Linked DNA regions of Mus musculus: all the other regions are linked to region 3. Evidence: chromatin loops called from intact Hi-C (ENCODE). Cell type or tissue: left cerebral cortex. All regions are shown on one strand. Region 1 has its middle 140 kb from the start of Gm22546. Region 2 overlaps Epm2a (epilepsy, progressive myoclonic epilepsy, type 2 gene alpha). Region 3 has its middle 14 kb from the start of Gm22546.

Evidence for each region. Hi-C counts contacts between places; a loop is a spot of excess contacts. Peaks named below come from ENCODE experiments on the same cell type or tissue, not always from the same donor. Only the 100,000 strongest peaks of a DNase experiment are listed, where the experiment ranks them.
Region 1: a loop joins it to region 3, with 7 times the contacts of the local background. A loop is called at or near these places in 2 of 42 quality-filtered maps.
Region 2: it touches region 3 in a loop (16-fold over the local background); 2 of 42 quality-filtered maps call a loop at or near these places.

The regions. Positions count from the first base shown.
Region 1 is chr10:11,783,607-11,791,606 of GRCm38, forward strand. No RefSeq gene overlaps it. Among named protein-coding and RNA genes, the nearest start is that of Gm22546, 140 kb to the left of the region's middle. In left cerebral cortex, no CTCF peak of the experiment used is centred here; a DNase peak (open chromatin) is centred at 3,846; H3K27ac peaks cover 515 bases.
Region 2 is chr10:11,447,361-11,455,360 of GRCm38, forward strand. It overlaps Epm2a (epilepsy, progressive myoclonic epilepsy, type 2 gene alpha), which reads left to right. Exons shown (of 4, transcript NM_010146.2): 3 at 1,282-1,523. Among named protein-coding and RNA genes, the nearest start is that of Epm2a, 110 kb to the left of the region's middle. In left cerebral cortex, a CTCF peak has its summit at 2,722 (motif pointing right); DNase peaks (open chromatin) are centred at 2,758, 3,575, 3,979, 4,378 and 3 more places; H3K4me3 peaks cover 372 bases; H3K27ac peaks cover 597 bases.
Region 3 is chr10:11,657,514-11,665,513 of GRCm38, forward strand. No RefSeq gene overlaps it. Among named protein-coding and RNA genes, the nearest start is that of Gm22546, 14 kb to the left of the region's middle. In left cerebral cortex, a CTCF peak has its summit at 3,113; DNase peaks (open chromatin) are centred at 2,744, 3,053, 4,356 and 6,729; H3K27ac peaks cover 791 bases.

The DNA of each region.
Region 1 (8,000 bases), 130 kb after region 3:
GGTAAGTAGATGTTAATTAATTCCTCTCCAAGAATATTGTCACACACATCTATCCCATAGACTAATGGAGGAATGTTATGACCTGTAGCCTCCCCTCCCCCAGCCTTAATGGTTTCACTGTTTACACCTGGAAGGAGCTTGCCGGCTCAATCGTTCTGCCACGCCCACTGCTGGAACCTGCAGCTTTGCTGTTCGGAGCCATATACTGGTCACCCTGCTACTGGACTCGAATATTATTTGGCAGGAATCGGACCCCTCCCCCTTCCTTCATAACTGAGTGCCGGAATAGTAAAAATTGAACCTTGAGCAGAGACCTTTGTCTTGGTTCCTTCCTTATCTCGCGCAGCCCAGTCCCTCTTCTCTTCCAGGTTTCCAAAATGCCATTCCAGGCTAGAACCCAGGCTGTGATCTGCTGGCCGGGCACAACGATGACCTTTACCATTTCTGTAACAAAATATGTTCTTTAAACATAAAATAGAAAAGGGTTTATTTCTTTCATAGATTTAAAAGTTTTAGTTCAACATAGTGGGGATAACATGTAGAGGAACTAACCTACTTTGCACACTAAGATAGGTTAGTTAGTAAGGTAGGTAAGGTAGTGTACTACCAGACATGCCAGAAGCAAAAGGGAGATGTAGTGTATACTGATCAGGGAAGACATAGCTGCCAAGCTCCTACTAACCTCCTAGTGATCTATCACTTCCAACCAGGTTCTCATCTTCCATATTTCCTCCACATCCCCCAAGCGTATTCAGATTTTGAATCTATCATAGGCTAATTCATTTATAAAGTCAGAATCTTTAACATTCACCAATACACCCAGCATATACTCTACTATACTTTAGACATTTTTCAATCCAGCCAAGAGTAACCATTCCAGAAGGCAATGTTATTTTGACACTAAGTGGTTACAAGGAGCCATTAGATAGAGAAGTTAGAGCTGCCATTATGTTTTGGCTCACACAGTGGCACTACTGAAAGCAGGATGGCAAGAAAACAGGAGCAGGAACACTGAAGAAAGGAAGTAGCAACTGATACATTAAGTTCTCAGAGGATAGGGAGTGCTCAACAGAAGAGGGAAGGGGAGGTTGGTTAATATTTTAAAAAAAGCTGCATTTCAAGAATTTCTCGTTGAAAGACAATTTTACTAATCTATTTATGGTGTGTGTGTGTGTGTGTGTGTAAATATATAAGGTTCCTTTTGTTAGCCAGTTGAAAATGCGTAACAAACTCCCTAATTAAGCAGACAGGAGATTTATCTCTTGATGACAGAGTCTATTGGCAGGTACATGAGTGATCTAGTTCTAATCTTTAATTACAACAAACATGGGAAGAAAATGAAAGGTATTGTCATAATTAGGGTTCCTGTTGTTGTTGTTGTTGATGATGATGATGATGAAACATTATGATGAGTAGCAACTTGAGGAAGAAAGGTTTTATTTGGCTTACATACCTTAAAACACACAGAGAGAAATCAATGCAGGTATTCAAACTGGGTAGGAATCTGGAGGCAGGAGTTGTTGCAGAGGCTGTGGAGGGGTGAGTAGTGTTTACTGGTTCACTCATCATGGTTTACTCAGTGTAAATTTTTAAGGAATCCAGGACCACAAGTCCAGGGTGGGCACCACCCAAAATAAGCTGGGTCTTCCCCCACCAACCATTAAGAAAATGCCCTACAGGAGAGGCACGTTCTCAGTTGAAGTTCCATTCTTCACATGACTTTAGCTTGTGTTGAGTTGACAGAGAACTAGTCAGTATAGACACTATCCAGAAGAGAGAGGGTGAAGAACAAAGGGAGTATTCCCAAATATGCCCATATCAACCACTGCAAGTTCTTGTTACAATGAAAACATTTGGAATAAATGTAGGAACCAGGCCTAGAGTGTAATCTCTCATGTGCTCAAATAGAATCAAAGGTATTCCATGACCTATGTCATGTCTCCAAGTGAAATGAAAATATTGACTCTAACCTCTAAGGTCTGAAGACACAGATATATAGAAAATAATAAAAAAAAAATTAGATCACATGGATACACAGCAAATAATACATTTAAGAGAAATACCCAACTGCTTGTCTGATTGAATCTTCATGGAATGCCAATGAATTTTGTTAAATGGAAAAGGACAATTAGGAACCATGTATTTGCCTTTTAATTTAGTGTAAGCACAAGAGAAAATGCATAGTCGTTTGATAATTGCTTAATATTTATTTTCCAAGTCAAATCTTTAATTTAAGTGGTAGCCAGTTTGTTCTGTGTTTCACTGAGATAGAATGCCTATTTTTAGAGACACCAATTAAGATTTGCTCCTGAGCTTCATAGGTTTGATTTTTTTCCCTGCTCTGATTAACAAATAGTGACGTGAAAGAGCCACTTATTTGGACAGGAGAAGTTGACTTAAGAGATGAAGCCAGCACTTACTCATAGAATAGCCTAAAAACTAATTGATCTTTTGGTAGAAGATCTGATGCACAAAGTACTTTTATTGGAGAGACAGTCTGAAGAATAATGATTAAAGATAAATGGGTCACAAAGTTTATAGCTTGGTTTCTTGTTCTATAATATATTTTTTAAAGAGGAAGAATTTTTAATTTAAAAAAATCTAATTTTTTATCTTTCTAAATTACTTTCCTATCTTAAAAGTGAACTGTCTTATTTGAATTATTAATTACATTGTCTGTGTTCACTTGAGTTTTTATAGAAATATTTTATAGTTATCGAAATAACTAGCATTTTAAATGTCTTTACAATATGTCAAAACTAAAGAATTTCTTTTTCAGTCAATACCTTACTGTGGTTCACCTGGGAGAAGGTAAAATTTTGTGTCTGGGGAAACAATATTTTCTAGCCATGAACTTTAGCTTGGTCATAATTGTCCTCTGGGGGACATCAGAATATTCTAACTAAAAGCTTCCCTGATGTGGACTTAGTTGGCTCAGAAGCTGAAAAAAAAAATGTAAACACCAAGTCTGAAAAAATAAGCAGAAGGAAAAATGAACTAACCTCACAGGAAAGATGAAACCCTGGAGCAGCTTGGAGTCTGATTGAAGAGCCAAGATAATGAAAATGACTCTGCTTTTATTGGTCCCTGTAGGGCATGATCATGTGGTGGGAAATCCTGCCTGAGGTCTAAGGAGAAGAACTAAGGGATAATTGAATTGCCCTTGACAGTAGCTTTAGAAAACCTGAATAGATCTTCCACATATAGCCATCTAAAAATACCGGTCTCTTTGATGATGGAGGGCCCAATGTTAATTGTTTCCTATCTAGTCATTTCATTTATTAGTTCTTAGTAAAACCAAAGAGCTGTCATACAATCAAATTTGTATGAAGGGCTCCTATCAGGCACCGAAGTCACTGCCTTTTTGAGCTCTAAATGAAAAATAAACTGTCTTCAAGACCCTTTGCAGTGAGAACTGTGCTGGCAATGGAGCTTATTTTATGAAAACATCTACTCAGAGAAATGCTATTTCTTTTATAAGGAGTCCCCATCCCTTCACTTCCAGGCCTGTGATGGGTTTTAGAACATAATACTTCAAAAGCTTAAGCTGAAGGACTTTGAGACTATTTCAAAAGCAAGAGGTTCTTGTCTTTCTGTTGAAGTTGATCACACAGTCTTCCTGAGCAAGTTGCTATCACCACTCCCAAGAGAAAAGAATGTCCTTCCCCTGAGTTGAGCCAACATGATCAGTCAGGTTTATTTCCCCTAGTTTATAACCATTGGACCATCTTCTTTCATGGTGTCTTGTGCCTCCAGAATTGTCTACTTCTGTGCCTCCACCCACCCCCAGCCTTGAGCTGAGTGAACAAGCCTCTAACACTAGAGCCAGGCATCTGGCCTTGCTACTTTTACATCTTCCTGCCAGAGAACTGAGAACTGCCTGCCCACTGAGCTGCTGGAGAACCTATTTGCAACTCAATCCAGCTGAAACAAGCAACAGAACCCAGCCCTGGGTTTTCCCATATAAATTCAGAGCTGTTTATGAAATTTTGAGCCTTGATCAGAGAACTTTGTCTTGGCTCCTTATTTCTCTCGAAGTCCTTCCCATCCACCCCCAGCTTTTCTTTCAGGAACCCAGTATCCTGTGGCTGCTGGCGGATACATACTTCTTATCAAATCTTGCATAAAAACACTCTGCTTTATTTGCATCTCAGAATTTTCATTTTACTATGTATTTTCTGTGCCATGTAAAGCACATATTAGTAACTTTTTGTGTACTTTCCCTCCCATCACACTGGAGTTGTAGCTGAGAACTCCCATCTTGATCTTCATGTAGATGGTAGAAAAAAAGAAACACTGGGAGTGGATTAGCCTTTTGAAATATCAGTGCCCACACCCAGTAACACACCTCCTTTAATAAGGTCATAACTCCTAATCCTTCCCAAACAGTTCCACCAACTGAGGAGCAAGTATTCAAAAACCTGAAGCTATAATGGTTATTCTTATTCAATCACTGCATGACACTTCTTGGTCCCCATAAGCTTGTGGACATATAATAATGCAAATTTTGCAGCCAGAAAAATAAGAGCAGCCCTACTTGCAGAGAGAACTGCTGAGGGGATTTGGTCTATCTTGTCCTTTTTATGCAGACCTGATAGATAAAGTCATTTGGGGGAGTATTACAGCCTGTGAATATATCCTGGTTTCCTGAAAGATGTCAAAAACTTCAAGCAACACTCTAAGGCTGACATTTTCCATTCTGTCTTTACTTTTTTTTTTCTTTTCCATTTTTTATTAGGTATTTATCTCATTTATATTTCCAATGCTATACCAAAAGTCCCCCATAGCCACCCACCCCCACTCCCCTACCCACCCACTCCCCCTTTTTGGCCCTGGCGTTCCCCTGTACTGGGTCATATAAAGTTTGCCTGTCCAATGGGCCTTTCTTTCCAGTGATGGCCGACTGGGCCATCTTTTGATACATATGCAGCTAGAGTCAAGAGCTCCAGGGTACTGGTTAGTTCATAATGTTGTTCCACCTATAGGGTTGCAGATCCCTTTAGCTCCTTGGGTACTTTTCTAGCTCCTCCATTGGGAGCCCTGTGATCCATCCATTAGCTGACTGTGAGCATCCACTTCTGTGTTTGCTAGGCCCCGGCATAGTCTCACAAGAGACAGCTACATCTGGGTCCTTTCGATAAAATCTTGCTAGTGTATGCAATGGTGTCAGCGTTTGGATGCTGATTATGGGGTGGATCCCTGGATATGGCAGTCTCTACATGGTCCATACTTTCATCTCAGCTCCAAACTTTGTCTCTGTAACTCCTATCAAGGGTGTTTTGTTCCCAATTCTAAGTAGGGGCATAGTGTCCACACTTCAGTCTTCATTTTTCTTGAGTTTCATGTGTTTAGGAAATTGTATCTTATATCTTGGGTATCCTAGGTTTTGGGCTAATATCCACTTATCAGTGAGTACATATTGTGTGAGTTCCTTTGTGAATGTGTTACCTCACTCAGAATGATGCCCTCCAGGTCCATCCATTTGGCTAGGAATTTCATAAATTCATTCTTTTTAATAGCTGAGTAGTACTCCATTGTGTAGATGTACCACATTTTCTGTATCCATTCCTCTGTTGAGGGGCATCTGGGTTCTTTCCAGCTTCTGGCTATTATAAGTAAGGCTGCTATGAACATAGTGGAGCATGTGTCCTTCTTACCAGTTGGGGCATCTTCTGGATATATGCCCAGGAGAGGTATTGCTGGATCCTCCGGTAGTACTATGTCCAATTTTCTGAGGAACCGCCAGAATGATTTCCAGAGTGGTTGTACAAGCCTGCAATCCCACCAACAATGGAGGAGTGTTCCTCTTTCTCCACATCCACGCCAGCATCTGCTGTCACCTGAATTTTTGATCTTAGCCATTCTGACTGGTGTGAGGTGGAATCTCAGGGTTGTTTTGATTTGCATTTCCCTGATGATTAAGGATGTTGAACATTTTTTCAGGTGCTTCTCTGCCATTCGGTATTCCTCAGGTGAGAATTCTTTGTTCAGTTCTGAGCCCCATTTTTTAATGGGGTTATTTGATTTTCTGAAGTCCACCGTCTTGAGTTCTTTATATATGTTGGATATTAGTCCCCTATCTGATTTAGGATAGGTAAAGATCCTTTCCCAATCTGTTGGTGGTCTTTTTGTCTTATTGACGGTGTCTTTTGCCTTGCAGAAACTTTGGAGTTTCATTAGGTCCCATTTGTCAATTCTCGATCTTACAGCACAAGCCATTGCTGCTCTGTTCAGGAATTTTTCCCCTGTGCCCATATCTTCAAGGCTTTTCCCCACTTTCTCCTCTATAAGTTTCAGTGTCTCTGGTTTTATGTGAAGTTCCTTGATCCACTTAGATTTGACCTTAGTACAAGGAGATAAGTATGGATCGATTCGCATTCTTCTACATGATAACAACCAGTTGTGCCAGCACCAATTGTTGAAAATGCTGTCTTTCTTCCACTGGATGGTTTTAGCTCCCTTGTAGAAGTTCAAATGACCATAGGTGTGTGGGTTCATTTCTGGGTCTTCAATTCTATTCCATTGGTCTACTTGTCTGTCGATATACCAGTACCATGCAGTTTTTATCACAATTGCTCTGTAGTAAAGCTTTAGGTCAGGCATGGTGATTCCACCAGAGGTTCTTTTATCCTTGAGAAGAGTTTTTGCTATCCTAGGTTTTTTGTTATTCCAGATGAATTTGCAAATTGCTCCTTCTAATTCGTTGAAGAATTGTGTTGGAATTTTGATGGGGATTGCATTGAATCTGTAGATTGCTTTTGGCAAGATAGCCATTTTTACAATGTTGATCCTGCCAATCCATGAGCATGGGAGATCTTTCCATCTTCTGAGATCTTCTTTAATTTCTTTCTTCAGAGACTTGAAGTTTTTATCATACAGATCTTTCACTTCCTTAGTTAGAGTCACGCCGAGATATTTTATATTATTTGTGACTATTGAAAAGGGTGTTGTTTCCCTAATTTCTTTCTCAGCCTGTTTATTCTTTGTATAGAGAAAGGCCATTGACTTGTTTGAGTTAATTTTATATCCAGCTACTTCACCGAAGCTGTTTATCAGGTTTAGGAGTTCTCTGGTGGAATTTTTAGGGTCACTTATATATACTATCATATCATCTGCAAAAAGTGATATTTTGAGTTCCTCTTTTCCAATTTGTATCCCCTTGATCTCCTTTTGTTGTCGAATTGCTCTGGCTAATACTTCAAGTACTATGTTGAAAAGGTAGGGTGAAAGTGGGCAGCCTTGTCTAGTCCCTGATTTTAGTGGGATTGCTTCCAGCTTCTCTCCATTTACTTTGATGTTGGCTACTGGTTTGCTGTAGATTGCTTTTATCATGTTTAGGTATGGGCCTTGAATTCCTGATCTTTCCAAAACTTTTATCATGAATGGGTGTTGGATCTTGTCAAATGCTTTTTCTTTGTCTAACGAGATGATCATGTGGTTTTTTTCTTTGAGTTTGTTTATATAATGAATTACATTGATGGATTTTCGTATATTAAAACATCCCTGCATCCCTGGAATAAAACCTACTTGGTCAGGATGGATGATTGCTTTAATGTGTTCTTGGATTCGGTTAGCGAGAATTTTATTAAGGATTTTTGCATCGATATTCATAAGAAAATTGGTCTGAAGTTCTCTATCTTTGTTGGATCTTTCTGTGGTTTAGGTATCAGAGTAATAGTGGCTTCATAAAATGAGTTGGGTAGAGTACCTTCTACTTCTATCTCGTGAAATAGTTTGTGCAGAACTGGAATTAGATCTTCTTTGAAGGTCTGATAGAACTCTGCACTAAACCCGTCTGGTCCTGGGCTTTTTTTGGCTGGGAGACTATTAATAACTGCTTCTATTTCTTTAGGGGATATGGGACTGTTTAGAAGGTCAACTTGATCTTGACTCAACTTAGGTACCTGGTATCTTTCCAGAAATTTGTCCATTTCATCCAGGTTTTCCAGTTTTGTTGAGTATAGCCTTTTGTAGAAGGATCTGATGGTGTTTTGGATTTC
Region 2 (8,000 bases), 210 kb before region 3:
TTAAAGAAAACTGGTGAACTAAATGGAGAGCCCTTTAAGTGACCTTTGATCAACATATAGAAAAATGTTTGGGGCTAATGGACTTAAACTTGGTTTTGAGTTTATTTAACAGAAGTTTTCTGTTTCCCAAGTTTAGCTTGTTTTACAGGCCTTATACTGCTGGAAGAATTTTATGTAGTGATAAAGAATGATGGCTGTATTTTAGTATTTTTTTTTAATTTTGAAATTTGAGATGATTGTAGGTGGTTTCACATTTAATGTGTTTAGAATGAATTGATAGATTTTTTTTTTAAAGCTTAGATTCACTTCTTTTTTTTTGTTTATCTGTTTTATTTTCTTTTTTCCATTTTTTATTAGGTATTTAGCTCATTTACATTTCCAATGCTATACCAAAAGTCCCCCATACCCACCCACCGCCACTCCCCTACCCACCCACTCCCCCTTTTTGGCCCTGGCGTTCCCCTGTACTGGGGCATATAAAGTTTGCAAGTCCAATGGGCCTCTCTTTCCAATGATGGCTGACTAGGCCATCTTTTGATATATATGCAGCTAGAGTCAAGAGCTCAGGGGTACTGGTTATTTCATAATGTTGTTCCACCTATAGGGTTGCAGATCCCTTTAGCTCCTTGGGTACTTTCTCTAGCTCCTCCATTGGGAGCCCTGTGATCCATCCATTAGCTGACTGTGAGCATCCACTTCTGTGTTTGCTAGGCCCCGGCATAGTCTCACAAGAGACAGCTACATCTGGGTCCTTTCAATAAAATCTTGCTAGTGTATGCAATGGTGTCAGCATTTGGATGCTGATTATGGGGTGGATCCCTGGATATGGCAGTCTCTACATGGTCCATCCTTTCATCTCAGCTCCAAACTTTGACTCTGTAACTCCTTCCAAGGGTGTTTTGTTCCCAATTCTAAGGAGGGGCATAGTGTCCACACTTCAGTCTTCATTCTTCTTGAGTTTCATGTGTTTAGCAAATTGTGAATTGATAGATTTTGTGTAACATTCATAGAGCACATACAACATGTTGAGTTTATTTTCATATGTTCCTAGATTTAGTTTCTATGTCCACTTCCTGTTGTGCTTGTTGATATCATAATAAGTTTTCCTGAAGCAGTAAAACAAGTAGTTTTAAAAACTAGTATTATTTCTTATATACTTAAAAAAAATCCAGCCTTATCAGATTGGAAGATGAATTGTACTTCAATAGCATATGTTGTATGCAGATGCTGAGAACTCAAGTTAGAACCTTAGTAATGGTTGACCCCGTATGTTCTTTCTAGAATTCTACCAAATATCTGGCTGGGTAGCTGCCCTCGCCAACTGGAACATGTGACCATCAAACTGAAGCATGAACTGGGAGTTACAGCTGTCATGAATTTCCAGACTGAATGGGATATCATCCAGAATTCTTCAGGCTGCAACCGCTACCCTGAACCCATGACTCCAGACACCATGATGAAGCTGTATAAGGAAGAAGGCTTGTCCTACATCTGGATGCCCACTCCAGACATGAGCACTGAGGGTAAGGGCCAGAAGTAGCACTCGGATTCCTTGCTGAATTTGCTTCAGGGACCTGTTTGTCTTCCTCTCATCTATAACTGAATGTCTAAACTCTGAATTATAAAAGTGGAATCAACATAGGGATTTAGATTTAATATGCATTTAGACACTTTGACAGGATTCTGTTTAACGTGGCTTCATATATATGTGTGTATGGAGCATACAGTCCCTAAGGGATGGCAAGTCTTAATGAATGAACTAAAGTAGGGGTTTAAAAGCACAATGGGTTGGTTATAAAGACAGACAGATATTTTGGGGAGCTTGCGTAGATAATCTAGAAAGGCTTTTGAGGCCGTGATGCCTGAGGTACTGGGGAGTGGCTTTGCAGTGACTGGGGAGAGGGCACGAGGAAGAGGAGAGGATGGAAGAAATAGCGATGTAGAAGAATCTCTATGCCCTGATAGGATGTGGCACCTTGTAGGAACTGAAAGACCAGTGTGGCTAAAGAACTGAGAATATGAAAATACCCCCAGGACTTGAGCTACAGTAGCAAACGATGTTACATTGTCAGAATAGCTTCAGCAGGGAAAAAGGTGGGAAGCCGGGGAGGGTGGAGGTCCTTTTTGTTTTAGTTTGTTTACCAAAAGTATATCTATTGCTGCAGGAACAGCTTGCAGCTGGGTCTGGGAGTCCAGTGAGGTGGGTGTAGTAAGATGGGTAATAATCTGGAAGGTGAGGCCCTGGGCTGTGGGGAGGAGCATGGTAGTTAGTGAGGCAGCACTGACTGGGCAAGCATGCGAGACCAGTCTTTATGAATGGGTTATGCGGTCGGGTACAGCTGGGGAAGCAGGTGACTAAGTCATAGATGTGACATAGTATGTAAGCGGCAGTAAGGTAAGTTCAGAACCAATTACAGCGCAGAGAAGAGTGGACAATGAATGATGTGATGTGCTCTGGAGATTATGGCTTGTCTCTGACGGGGGCAGATAGGCAGACTACACGATTTCCGGGGCGTTTGAAGTGGGCCTGGCTTGGATGGGAGATGTGGGCAGAGAGAGGAAAATGAGAGGGCAAGGAGGAGCACAGACGAAGGCGCAGAAGCTCGGGCTTGTAGAAGAGCCGGCTATAGATGCAATAGACAGTTGCTGAAAAGCAGGTCTAACTTTTCCTTCCGGTAAAAGAGCCACCTCTCTACGACAGTATTAGTAACGTGTCAGCAGGGGGCAGCAGAGAGCTGTAGAGTGCATGGGTTTGGGGCGTTTGAAGATTTGCTCTTCTGGGTAAGAATGGCATTGAAGCCAGGCCAGGAAGCTCGAAAACGTTTCTCCCCATCCAGCTCTCTCTCGGTGTAATGCATGCTACGTCTCCACCCCTCTCATGAACGAAATGGATTAACTCGTCAGCTTCAGGGAAGATTCTAGGCAGACATTGTAGTCACCCCATTTTGCAGAGGAAAAGACAGGTACAAAATGGTTATGTAACTTAAGACTGAAATGTGGAAAGACATTCCACATTTCAGGGGTGTCATTCTGTGTCACAGAACTGCTCCCAAAGCCAGGCTGCGAAGCCGCAACTGCGCGTTTCTTTGTACGCTTCAGGCAGAGTCCCCAGACCCACGTAATTTCTGTTCTTTGTGTTCATGATTAGTTGCAAAGCTACGAACTGAGGGGACATAGCTTATCTCCCAGAAACCAGAGGTCTGTAAAACAGAACATCTTGAGGACCATAGGAAACCCATGTCACTGGCCACCTTGACACTTCAAAGACATCAGGTGGAATTTAAGGCATTTTCTTGAGGCTAAACCCCAAACCAGACAGAGTTTATATCAGCAGAGAGAAGGACAGCTTAGCTCTCTGGAGATCGTCTGTCTGGTTTTAAGACAGTCAAAGAATTGTTCGAGCCTTCAACTGTAGCACAGAGATTTTGATTTGGCGTCTATGGTTCTAATTCCACAGCATCATTGCCCACCTGGGTAAACAGGAGGGGACAGGCAGGCAGGGAGCAGTTGAGCCATTAATTCTGCTACTCCACCCTCCCCTTCCCATGCTCTGCTAACTGAAGGGTCCCAGGTCTAAAAGGGAATTTTCTCAGTAGTTTGGTTTCATCTTTCTGCTGGGAGCCATTGTAGTTGTATTCAAAGCATGGTTGTGGGGGGGTCACTGGGTCACCAGGTCAGGGTGTCTATGGCTATCTCCAATGCAGAGCTATCATAGCAACAGGAAGAGAGCCAAGAAGCCCACAACTGCCATAGCACAAACACTGACACCGAATAAAAGATTTGGTTCAGTTGGACCTTGACAGGTTATCAAAGAGTTAACCATTTCAGAGTGGCAGGGTGACTTTCTTCCAACAGATTAATCTATGTAGCTTATAATTATAGACCAATGCACATATAGATTCCCCCACCCGAGTATTTTTAGAACACCAGGGGGAGGGGGGTGGGATCTGTCTGGAAGCATTCTGAGCTGCTGCATAATGCTGTCAGGTGAAGTCTGGAAGGAGAGTCTGTTAGACTCAATTGTCATAGAGCGGCTGCAGTCAATTGTCCTATCGATCCTTCCTGTTGTACACTTTGTCATATAAGGACGACTAGCTTAGATATCTTCCTTTTCAGTTCTCCTTTTTAAAAAATGGCTCCTCTCTTTCACCTGGGGAATGAAAAAAAAAATCTCCAAGTCAAAGGAATAAACTGCGTTTGCTCATTAAACCCCCCTTCTCAGGGGGAAGTTCCATTGAGTGCTGCTCTCTGCTCTGTTCCTGTAACAGCTTAGCTCTTTCCTTCCCAGTGAGTTCTAAGATTCTGGGTGTTGCTTTGCTACCACGCTTCAGTCATTCTCTCACTCAGCAGACTCAGTTCATCTCTGCCTTTCTGCCATAACACTGACCTGGCAGTGCCTAAATACCTGGCAGGCTGGAGCCTGGTCGGCCTTGGGTAGCTTGTAGACGGGTCTATTCCTGTACTGGCCATCCAGGGATGGGATCTCTACTAACTAGATTATAATAGACTGTAAGATTAGTCACAAGCTTTAAAAAATATCTTATTACTTCTCTGAGAGTTTCATAAAATGTGTTTTGAACACACTCATCCACATGCCTCCCTGTAATTCCTTCTAGGTCCATCCTGCACCCTGGACTTCCGGTACCCTGCCCACTTTGTATTCTCTTTGTGTTTGTTTTGTAAATAAATCATGGTGTCCACTTTGTGCTGCCTATATGGTACAGGGCCATCCTCTGCAGCATGGTCAACCGACTGGAGACACTTTTGCAAAGAAAAGTGGCTCTCCCTGCTTAGAGCTGTCAAGTACCCATAGCCTTCAGTTAGGGGTGAGAGTTCTTTATGTTTCTACCAAAAGATGTTACAGATAGGATAGACCCTCATCTATCCATCTTGTTAAAGGTGGAAAACAAGACTTTCCAAGTGAAGTGCCAGTGTGCAGTTATGTATCGCCCCAGAGTAGGACAGGGAAGATGCACATGTATGCTGTGGACCTCTTCCTTGGCCAACCGTAGACAAAGCAAAGCAGCCCTGGAGAGGGTCTTGACCTCCCTTACCTCAGGCTCTAAAGAGTCGGGTGTTAAAAAGCTCTTCCGTTTCTAATAACCTTGGCTTGTTCAATCCCTGCTTCCCTTTCAGGGAGCTTTAGTTATCCCAGACTTAGATTAGCCTCTAGCAGGATAGGAGCAAAAGGTAGAACAGAGAATTCTAACATGTCAGATCAAACAAGTGAGATTGCCGTTCAGTTGTTAGGGAGGTATCTAATGCTTGTTGAGTGAGCATCTATGCCCAGTGCTTGTTTTAAATTCCAAGGACAGAAACACAGATGGTGGAGTGTTTTGCTTGACCTACATAAGGTTTACAATTTTTTTTTCAATTTAGTTAGCTGCATTTAAAATCTGGAATATTTTCCATAAAAAAAGAATCTGGGAACTGAGGAGATTGCTCAGCAGTTAAGAGTACTTGCTGCTCCTGCAGAGGACTCAGGCCGGCTTCCCAGCACCCACATGGTAGCTTGCAGCATGTAACTCCAGTTTCAGGGGATTCCACACCCTCTTCTGGTCTCTACCAGCATAGGACACATGTGTGTAAATGGAGAGAAACAATCGGTCTCCCTCCCTCCCTCCCTCCCTCCCTCCCTCCCTCCCTCCCTCCCTCCCTCCCTCCCTCCCTCTCTCCTTTCTTTCTTTCTTTGCCTTTTTTTTCTGTACTATTTAAGGCTGGAAACTTACCAAATTAATGCACGCATGCACTCACTCACTCACTCATTCACGCACTCATGCATAACTCACACAAAACTCAAGCATACACAGACTAAACCTGCCTTTTGGTGCTCTGGCTGGCATGGACTCTCTTGTACACTGCGGATCCTCCTTTCATTCCTTGGTGACTCAGGCTGTCTGCATGGGGGCCTTCGATGCACCAGGAAGACACTGCCGTCTCACAGGATCGCAGCCACTTAGAGGGACTTGTAAGAACACAGACTGAGATGAAGCAGAAGGTACCAGCAACCAAGCCAGCAACCAAGTGGATGGGGCAGGGGCACAGCACAGGGGCTAAGGTCCCAGCTTTGGAGTCAGACTGGCTGCAACGGAGTAGCCTCTTACAGATTTAATTGGAATGGATTAAAGTTCTCAGTTCCTTCATGGAAAAGTTGAGGATAAGAGATAACACCTGCTATAGGATTCTCCCAGATAGCCAAGACTTCTTCTCTAACTCCTAAGCTGTGGTCTTGCTTCTTTATTTATTGAAAGTAGATTTTTTTCATACAATATATTCAATTATGGGTTCCCCTACCCTGTTAAACTACCCCCCCACCTACCCAAACTCACAATCTTTCTCTCTTTCTCATTAGAAAAGAAACAGGAATCCAAACAAATAAAAGAACACAAAACAAACGAACAAGAATAGGACAAAACAAATAGGGAGAAAAGGCAGAGAAAAAAAGCACAAGAAATGCATGCAGACACAGGGACACACGTATTTGCACACAGAGAGAATGCATAGAAAAAAGACAAAACTGAAATCCGTAATATGTAAGCAAAGGTTCTGTAGGGTAAAAAGCAAACAGACAAACAACAAACAAACATCTCCTACAGTGTCACTGAGTTGGCTGAGCATGGGGGCTATCCTTAAGAGTGGTTTGGATACCCAGTGAGACTCCATCAGAGAAAAGTAATGGTTTTCTTTGGGAGCATTTATCAATTGGAGATAGATTCTGGGATAAGGTTGGGGTCTTGTGTCCACTTCTCTCAACACTGGAACCCCATCTGGGTTGGACCAGTACAGGCCCTGTGCATGCTGCCACAGTCTCAGAGGCTTCCTGTGTCTGTCAGTCCTGTGTCTGTAAGGGCTTGCTGGATGGCTTGTTTTCCATCCCCATGGCCTCCTGCAGTCTTTCTACCCATTTGATCCTCCTGTTCTAATCCCCTGTCCCCTCTATCCTCAGCTATCTATTCTCATTCTCCTTCCTAGGGAGATCCTTGCTTCCCCAACTAGTCCCTTCCTCTACACCTATCCTCTGTGGCTCTATAGATTGTAGCCCTGTATCCTGCTTTTCAAAAACTCAAGAGCTCACATTCACATATAAGAGAATATATACCATGCATACCATATTTTTCTTTTTGGGTCTGGATTACCTCACTCAGGATGATTTTTTTTTCTTCTATTTCCATCCACCTACCTAGGAATTTCACCATTTTCTTTTTAACAGCTAAATAATATTTCATGTGTGTTATTTCATTTTCTTTATGCATTTCTTCATTGGCTGACATCTAGGCTGGTTTTAGTTTCTAGCTCTCATGGACAGAGCAGCAGTGAACAAGCTTGAGCAAGTGCCTCTGTGGTAGGATATAGAGTCCTGTGGGTGTGTGCCCAAGGGTGGTGTAGCTGGATCTTGAGGTAGATCTAGTCCCAGCTTCCTGAGGAGCCTCCTCACTGATTTCCATAGCGGGGTGGGCCGGGTCCTTGTTTCATGAATGACCTTTCTGCAGGTGGAAAGGAAAGGGGGAGTGTGTATCAGTACATCATCCAAGCGGTTGGAACACATATGTCCTTGAGGCTCCTCTGTCTGCAGAGGTCATCGTGAAAGAAATATGGCAGACTGCTCATGAGACACTGAGCCCTTCAGCTTCCACTGCAAACAGCCACTCTGGTCTCTTTATGGACTAGGGATTTAATTTAAAAAGTATATGTAAGATATTCATGTTTAATTCCTGACATGACAACTATTGCAGGGAACTTGTTCAGGGGACCAGAACAGGAAGAAGCCATGATTCCAAAATTATCAGGAGGTTTCTCTTCACTCCAGAAGCTGTGCACACATTTCACAGTGATGGGGCAGATCGTGCCCTTAGCATAGTCACTCCAATGCACCTTAGATGTTTGCCACCTCTGATCTTGAGGTAAATGGTGGATATGTCACATTGAGATCACCACTAGGAACCCACTGGCTTCTGGGTAGGGAGTGCCACCCAGAGGGCCCCCTGTGTAATTGTGTGGCA
Region 3 (8,000 bases):
TTAAGTGAGTTATTAAAGTCTTTCTTAATATCCTCTACCATCATCATGAGATATACTTTTAAATCCTGGTCTAGCTTTTCGGGTGTGTTGGGGTGAGATGGGAGTGCTGCATTCTGATGATGGTGAGTGGTCTTTCTTTCTGTTAGTAAGATTTTTACGTTTGCCTCTTTCCATCTGGTAATCTCTGGAGTTAGTTGTTATAGTTGTCTCTGGTTAGAGATTGTTCTAGTAGTGATTCTGTTAGCGTCTATCATCAGACCTGGGAGACTAACTCTCTCCTTTGAGTTTCAGTGGTCAGAGCATTCTCTGCAGGCAAGCTCTCCTCTTACAGGGAAGGTGCACAGATATCTGGCATTCGGACTTCCCTCCTGGCAGAAGATGAAGGCCTGAAACAGGACCTGTCCCAGAAGCTGTGTTGCTTCGGCCTGTCACAGAAGCTGTTAGCTTCTGTAGTGTACCCTCTCACCTTCACAGACTAGTCTCTGAGGGATCCAGGTACCAAGATGGCTCCCCTAAGTGCTCTGGCAAAGCCTTCCCGGGCTGGGCAGACACCTCTCCTCTGGCAGGACAGGTGCTGGGATGTCTGGAGCCTGAAAAGGGGTCTGTCTCATAAGCTGTCCTCTAGAGACCTTAGTTTTGTCTGCCTACTCTGTGCCCAGGTGACCCAGTTCTGGCGCCGACTGGAAGGGACTTGTGACCCTGGTCAGGCAGGGTTTTCTGCTTCCCTAATGCTATCTCATGTCCCTCGAGATTGGATTGGAACAGAAGTTGTGTTCCACTCACTGGTGGTCCTAAGATCACGTGGAGTGTCCTCTAGGGAACCTTGGGCGTGTCTGTTGACTCCATGCCCAAGGTGACCTCTCCTGTATTCTTATATTGCTAGATATTACTTTTTATTTTTTTATCATCTTGATTCATGATGTAATGATTACTTAGTGCCTAAGACTTTTGTTATATTTTCAATTCTGCCTCCAGTGGCATGCTGTAAATAAAGTAATTTTTTACATTATAGGATAAGGCTGTTGAATAATTCAAATGAAAAATTCTTCTGAAGGTAACCTAATAATTTATATGGTAAAATTAATTATAATAATGATAAAATATTATATCTTGACACTATAAGGAATTCATTTTTAAATATCTTATGCCACATTCCATTGTCACAGAAATCAAAGTGTGCCTTCTGTGGCAAATTTCACCCTCTGCCATCTGTCTTATTTTCTCTCATTCTTTGGTAGTAGATCTTTTGCTGTAGGTAACCATAAACTCTTCGAGCGATCACATCATAGGGGAGAGCAAAGCCAGCATGCTTCCGTGAGATATGACCCAGTGGCTTCCGTGAGATATGACCCAGTGGCTTCCTGACAAGGTAGCTTCCTCCTAGTAATTTTAACTTACTACACATGTGAATATTTGTCTTTAGAGATATACAGTAATTTAGAATGTTTAAAAATCAAGGTCATGATTACATTTCAATCAACCACTGTTTTCATGAATTCACCTATTCCAAGAAAACATACTAATAGACAAGAATCATAATATTTATAAATTTTATTACTTAAAAACTATATTGATTAATCTTTGAGCTATGTATATGATCCTACAATGGTAACTGGCTGAATGTTGTTTTATATCAATCCATTTATTAATTTTAGATAAGCAGAATTACACAATTAAGACCTAATGATGTTGTGGGATATTTTATCACACTGTGAGCTCTGAGATTGTGTTATTTACTAGGAAAAAAAACCCTGTTTTTAGTCTTGGTATCGTTCAGTCTTTAGCTAATATCTTTAATTCCCCTGGCTGTAATGCAGACACATCCTTAGTACAATGAAGGTAAAGTTGGTTTGTAAAAGGAAGCACTCATGTTTGAAAGTGATGTTTAACTGAGTGGCAGACAAAGCGATGAATCAAAGAAAGATTTGACAGAATAGGGTATGCTCAACTCTCACAAGAAGAGAGAGGAAAGAGCGGCAACATAAGAGGGAGCCGGGTAAAAGGAGAAAGGAAAGAGACAGTTTTTCTGAGACAGTTATAGAGAGATAAGTTGTAGAGAGAGACAAGCAAGGCGCAGGTGAGGACAGAATGAACTGGAGAATGAAAAAGAGATGATTAGGACACATTGCCAATGTTATTATAAGGCCAAGCAGAGCAATTCAGTCAGAGTACAAGAAAGAAGTCAGGTTGAATCAGTCAACTTGAGGAAGAGTTTGAGCCAGAACGGCTGAGTTGACCAGACAGCTAGAATTCAAAAGGAGCTACAAAGGGTGAGCTTATTCAGCAGTAAATCTCAGAGACTGAAAATATTCTAAGCCTAGATAGATTGTATGGAGGCTATAAACTTCTTGTTTGCAATAGATGGTAATTAACAGACACCTCACTGGTCAAACTGCAGAGAATAAGAGACTATGGAAGATCAGCCCTAAGCCAGACATCTATATCATATCCTGTCTTAGTCAGGGTTTCTATTCCTGTACAATCATCATGACCTAAAAGCAAGTTGTGCAGAAAAGGATTTATTCAGCTTACACTTCCACATTGCTGTTCATCACCAAAGGAAGTCAGGGCTGGAACTCAAGCAGGTCAGGAAGCAGGACCTGATGCAGAGGCTATGGAGGGATGTTACTGGTTTGCTTCCCCTGGCTTGCTCAGCTTGCTCTCTTATAGAATCTAAGACTAGCAGCCCAGGGATGACACCACCCACAGTGTGCCCTCCCACCCTTGATTACTAATTGAGGAAATGCCTCACAGATGGGTCTCAGGAAGGCATTTCCTCAAGGGAGGCTCCTTCTCTGTGATAACTCCAAATTGTTTAAAGTTGACACAAAACCAGCCAGTACATATCCCTTCTTTCCAAGGCTCAGAAATCTTTGCATACAAAGTGAGAGAAAGATTTTGAGAACCATAGGCACTACCCACGAGTAGGTAACTGTTTTTTGTATACAGCAGCTGTATGTATGAATTCATAGCAGTTGAGATGGCACACAGAAAAACTGTGTAGGCTCAGGGCAGACAAAATTCCAGCATGGAGTGTGGAGGTAGGCTTGAAGTCCACACCTCACTAAAGAGGTGTTGGCAGTTTGCTGCTGGGAAAGGAGAGAGCCAGTTCTATTTAAGAGTACAGCTCCTGGTGGTGAAGTTCACTCATCTAAGACCATCTGGCTATGACAAACTACACTGGGTGGATTTGTAAAAAGAACACAAAATTGGGTGGATAGGGAAGCTTGGGATGAATCTGGAAGCTGTTGAGGGAATGAAGAATTTCATCAAAATGCATTGAATGAAATTCTCAAAGAATAATCCAAAACAAGAAAATATACTTTTAAAGTAAATATGAGATTTCATTATTTTCTACTTTATAGGAAAATGGAACAACAGATGTGATAGAAATAATAACTTTGGTTTCATAATAGCATTAAATGAAATTTCTGTTAAAAATCTCAATTTTGATAGTTATAGTTATTATAAATAAGGAGTAAGGGAAAATTATTGCTTCATGGCTGCAACTTATCCTTGGATAGTTAAGAAAAGTGATTTGTATAAATAGGTACAAATATATTCACATATATGTGTGTGAGTACTACATACATGGAATGAAGGGGAAAGAGAAGAAAAATTGTAAAGTGTCAATATTTGGGAGAATTTGTCTTAATTCTTTGTAATATTCTTTCAATGCTTATCAGAATCTCAAATAATTTCAAAATAAAAACCTCACAGAAACAATAAATGAACTAGAAAAAATTCTTCCATCTGGAAAATTTTCTGTACTCATTATGTGTAGTAATTTTAAATACTATATAAATTTAATAATTTTGGTTTAAAGGAGAAGTGGAGTGGAGCTTTTTTCTAAATTTTGTGCTTTCTTGAATATGAAAACATCACTATGAAAGGTTTAAATGAGATACATATAGCTAAAGCTGAAGTTATTTGCCTCTTCACTTGTAATCTGTGCTCTGCTGATTAATTATACATACAGAAGCCTAATAGTACACATTCATAATAAATATTGCTTACTATGAGTCTGCATTAGTATTTGTTCTAGCCAATATAACAATCATTTACCCAAATGCTGTAAGATCCAAGATGCTAATTTCTTACTGCTTTCCACATCAATTTGTATGAAACAATATATTAATAGTCATGGTTGATGTAGACTGCTCACTGGTTTTCATCAAGTATTTCCCATTTTCTGGGAATGACAGACATGACAGATAGACGACATTGTTTAGTTTCAAGGTGCTTTCCTAAGATAGAATAATAAAGGAAGTTAGAGCAAAGCTGGCACGGGGCCAGGCTTTCAATAGGTTGTCATGCTCCTCCTTCCAGATGGGGAGAAGGGCACAGCTGATCCGGAGGTGGAGTGAAAGCAAGCGAGCCTGTGGGCACCTCCTTGCCATCAGCCTCCCCAGCTGTCATCTCAGCTGCAGGACAGTCAGATATAAGGGGACATGCAGTCATTTAGAGGACACTTCTCCCAGGCTAATCTCAGGATGCCTTTGGAAAGGTGCATAACTCCTGAAGCTGGAAGACCATGTGCTGTGTGGCAGATGGCCACCCTGAGAGGTGAGGGACTTGGCTGTGTTCGGTCTGGCAACCATGGGTGGCACAGAGGTGCTTTATATCAGCAGACTTCCCCCTTCTCTCTCATCATCTCCTTAATTTACTTGACATTCAATGATTTCAACCATCTTAAGTAACCTCATACCCATCTACAGAGTTCTAAAGGATTAGCCATGTACTTTCTACCGTTAGGTTTTTTAAAATTTACCTGTATTCAAGGCTGGGTTTGTTTTCATGCTTAGGAATGAGTTCTTTGATGTTCCATTAAAGAACAAAATAATCTGTCTCCTGGTGTTTGAAGTAAATCCTTTTATATGCCAGCCACCTTAGTTCAATTTCTAACTCTTCATTCTGCTCCAGTCCCAACATTTTGGACAAGTTTTTAAACTCATTTATCCAAGCCCCGTATCTATCAAACAATAGTAATAAAACCTCCAACTTATGCTCCTCCCTGTAGTAGGTCTCGGACTGAATATCGTAGATAACTCAGAAGGAAAAAACAACAATGTAGCAATTTAATAATTTTAATACCTTTATCATATCACAAAGCATTTGGGTGATAGGTAGATGGATAATGACTGGCACAGAATCACACAGGAAGGAAGAACCCATTCTCTTGGCAAAATTATACAGTAGTGTTCCCACTTAGCAAGACAATCATAGCTGCCATTTCTCCTTTCTTACTTCTCTTTATCACATAATATGTACTAATAGGAAGATCTCTGGCTAGTTGCAGCCACGTGGGAAGTTATTCTCCCAAGCATAGAACAGAGTTGTGCTTTGGGACAGATGAGTCCCCAGTTACAGAAACTTTATATAATTACACACCAGTTGGAATGGAGGACAAAGTCATTGAATTCCAGATGGCCACCAAATACTACTGACAGGAAAGACTAGGTAAATAATTGGAATAACAAAAAAGGACAACAGTTCAAAAAATCTGTAGCCATTTTAGGCGATTTCACCTTGTCCAATCCATGTTCACTCAGGCTGTGCATTGCATGACCTGGGGAATCCTTAGAAATATAATTAGATCTATAATTTGGACATTAGGAAAAATTGGATTTTTTTTTTCTGTTTGTTCCAAATTGATTTGACCATGAGGACTTCGGTGGGTTTTGTAATGACTCTATAATATTAGAAGTCTGAGTCTTTACATCACTAAACCATTACATTTATGCATGCAAATGTTTGTGGTTAATACCACAGTGTCCAGTATGTGGAGTATTGGATAAGTAGTAGCTATTGTTATTACAAAAACCACATCGATCATTCACTGTTTTCACACTCAGTGAAGGCGGTATGCTTTGCTGTTCTCTCCTGTTTCATGTCTGTTAGCATTTTTACAAAGAATGGTGTATATGCATTTTCTGTATTTCTCAGCCTAATTAGACTTGAGGGTATTTGAGGGAAGACAGAAGCTCATCAATGCAAACTGCAAGCAAGTAACTTTTGAAGACAGGTTTTGAGGTCTTTGCTTGACTCTGCTATAGTTGAAGGTCATTTTCTCCCTAGCCAGAGAGAAAATTATTGTCATTGATTATCTTTGTAAGAAGGAGACTTGGGATCAAGGGGGATAGGCTCAGAAACATGTCGCACATCTGCAAATCTCAGGAGACAGAGGTTCACATGAATACGTTTAGGAGAGGGCTCATAAGAACTACCAATAAGGTAGCAATTCTTCCCCTTGTTTATGCTTTTGCCTCCTGAGGAGCCTGGTAATATTTCTGCACCCTTTGGTGCAGATCAAGAGGGAGACTAAGAGGACATAATACTTAATGCCCTTGCTGATGGGTAACTGCTTAATGTGTGCATTAGATATTCAGATAAATAACCAGCTACCCACACTGCCCAGATCGTTTGGCTGAAATGATAACTTTTACGTTGTTTCTCATTACAGTTTTCCTACCTCCATTGGGATTATGACATTAAAACAGAAGTCATGGAAAAATCAAACAGAAAATGATTTGCATGTTTTGGAATCGAGACTCTGTCATGCTTATTTATTTACTTCACTCAAAGGGCTTTGATGAGGAATGTTTTGATGCCTACGCCTCTGAAGAGTTGCAGCCTCACATAAATGATTGTTCTACAGCTTTCAAGAGAATCCCGTCACCATGTCTCACAAGTTCTTTCTACCCGGCTCTAATTACACAGATTGTTATATAAACAGATGTCTGATACACCAAAGTCTACTTCACTTGGGAACTATAATTATTCTGAGTTCATATGCCAGTGGGCTAAAAGAAGCCTCTTTTGATATCATCAAGAAACATTTTTATTCAGTATGAATGTGTACAGAAAAGGCAGCCATCAATCAGTCTCCCTTGACTTCAAGCTCCAAGGAACAGAGAGAAAAGAGAGAGAGGGAGAGAGAGAGAGGGAGAGAGAGAGAGAGAGAGAGAGAGAGAGAGAGAGAGAGAGAGAGAGAGAGAGAGAGAGAGAGAGGAGATAGGAAGGGAGGAAGGAAGGGAGGGAGGGAGGGAGGGAGGGAAAGAGGGAGGGAGGGAAGGAGGGAGGGAAGGAGGGAGGGAGGGAAGGAGGGAGGGAGGGAGGGAGGGAGGGAGGGAGGGAGAGCATGAGAACAACAGGCCTCAGACCCATCCTGCATGTAACTCTTTATCTTAGCTAAATGAATTCTTTCTCTGAAGGTACTTACTTCTGTTCCCCTACAACCACAAGATGATAGTATATTAAAAAGCCTCACCTATGTAGTACTTTATTTGATCTGTTTAAAGCAGAGAATAATTTGATACAGTTTAAGCTATGGTCTTCCACAGGTTGACCTACAGGAAGTAGGTTTTTTAAACTTATTTATTTTAAACTCCAGATTTTATTCCCCTCCTGGTCCACCTTCTGACTGTTCTATATCCCATACCACCTCCCCACCCCCTGTCTCCATGAGGATGTCCCCACCCCTACCCCCACCTCACCAGACCTCTAAACTCACTGAGACTTCCAGTCTCTTGAGAGTTAGGTTCATTTCTCTGACAAAACCCATACCCTGCAGTCCTCTGCTGTATCAGCCTTGTATCAGCTGGTGTATGCTGCCTGGTTGGTGTTTCAGTGTCTGAGAGATCTCAGGGTCCAGGTTAATTGAGACTGCTGGTTCTCCTACAGGTTCACCCTCCTCCTCTGCTTTCCCCAGCTTTCCCTAATTCAACTACAGGGGCCAGCAGCTTCTGTCCATTGGTTGGGTGCAAATATCTGCATCTGACCCTTTCAGCTGCTTGTTGGGTCTTTTGGATGGCAGTCATGGTAGAAACAGAAAGAACACTACCTAATTCATTCTATGAAGCCACAATTACACTGATACCTAAACCACACAAGGACTCAACCAAAAAAGAGAACTTCAGACCAATCATGCTTATGAATATTGATGCAAAAACAAAATAAAATTATTGCAAACTGAATCCAAGAATACATCAAAACTATCA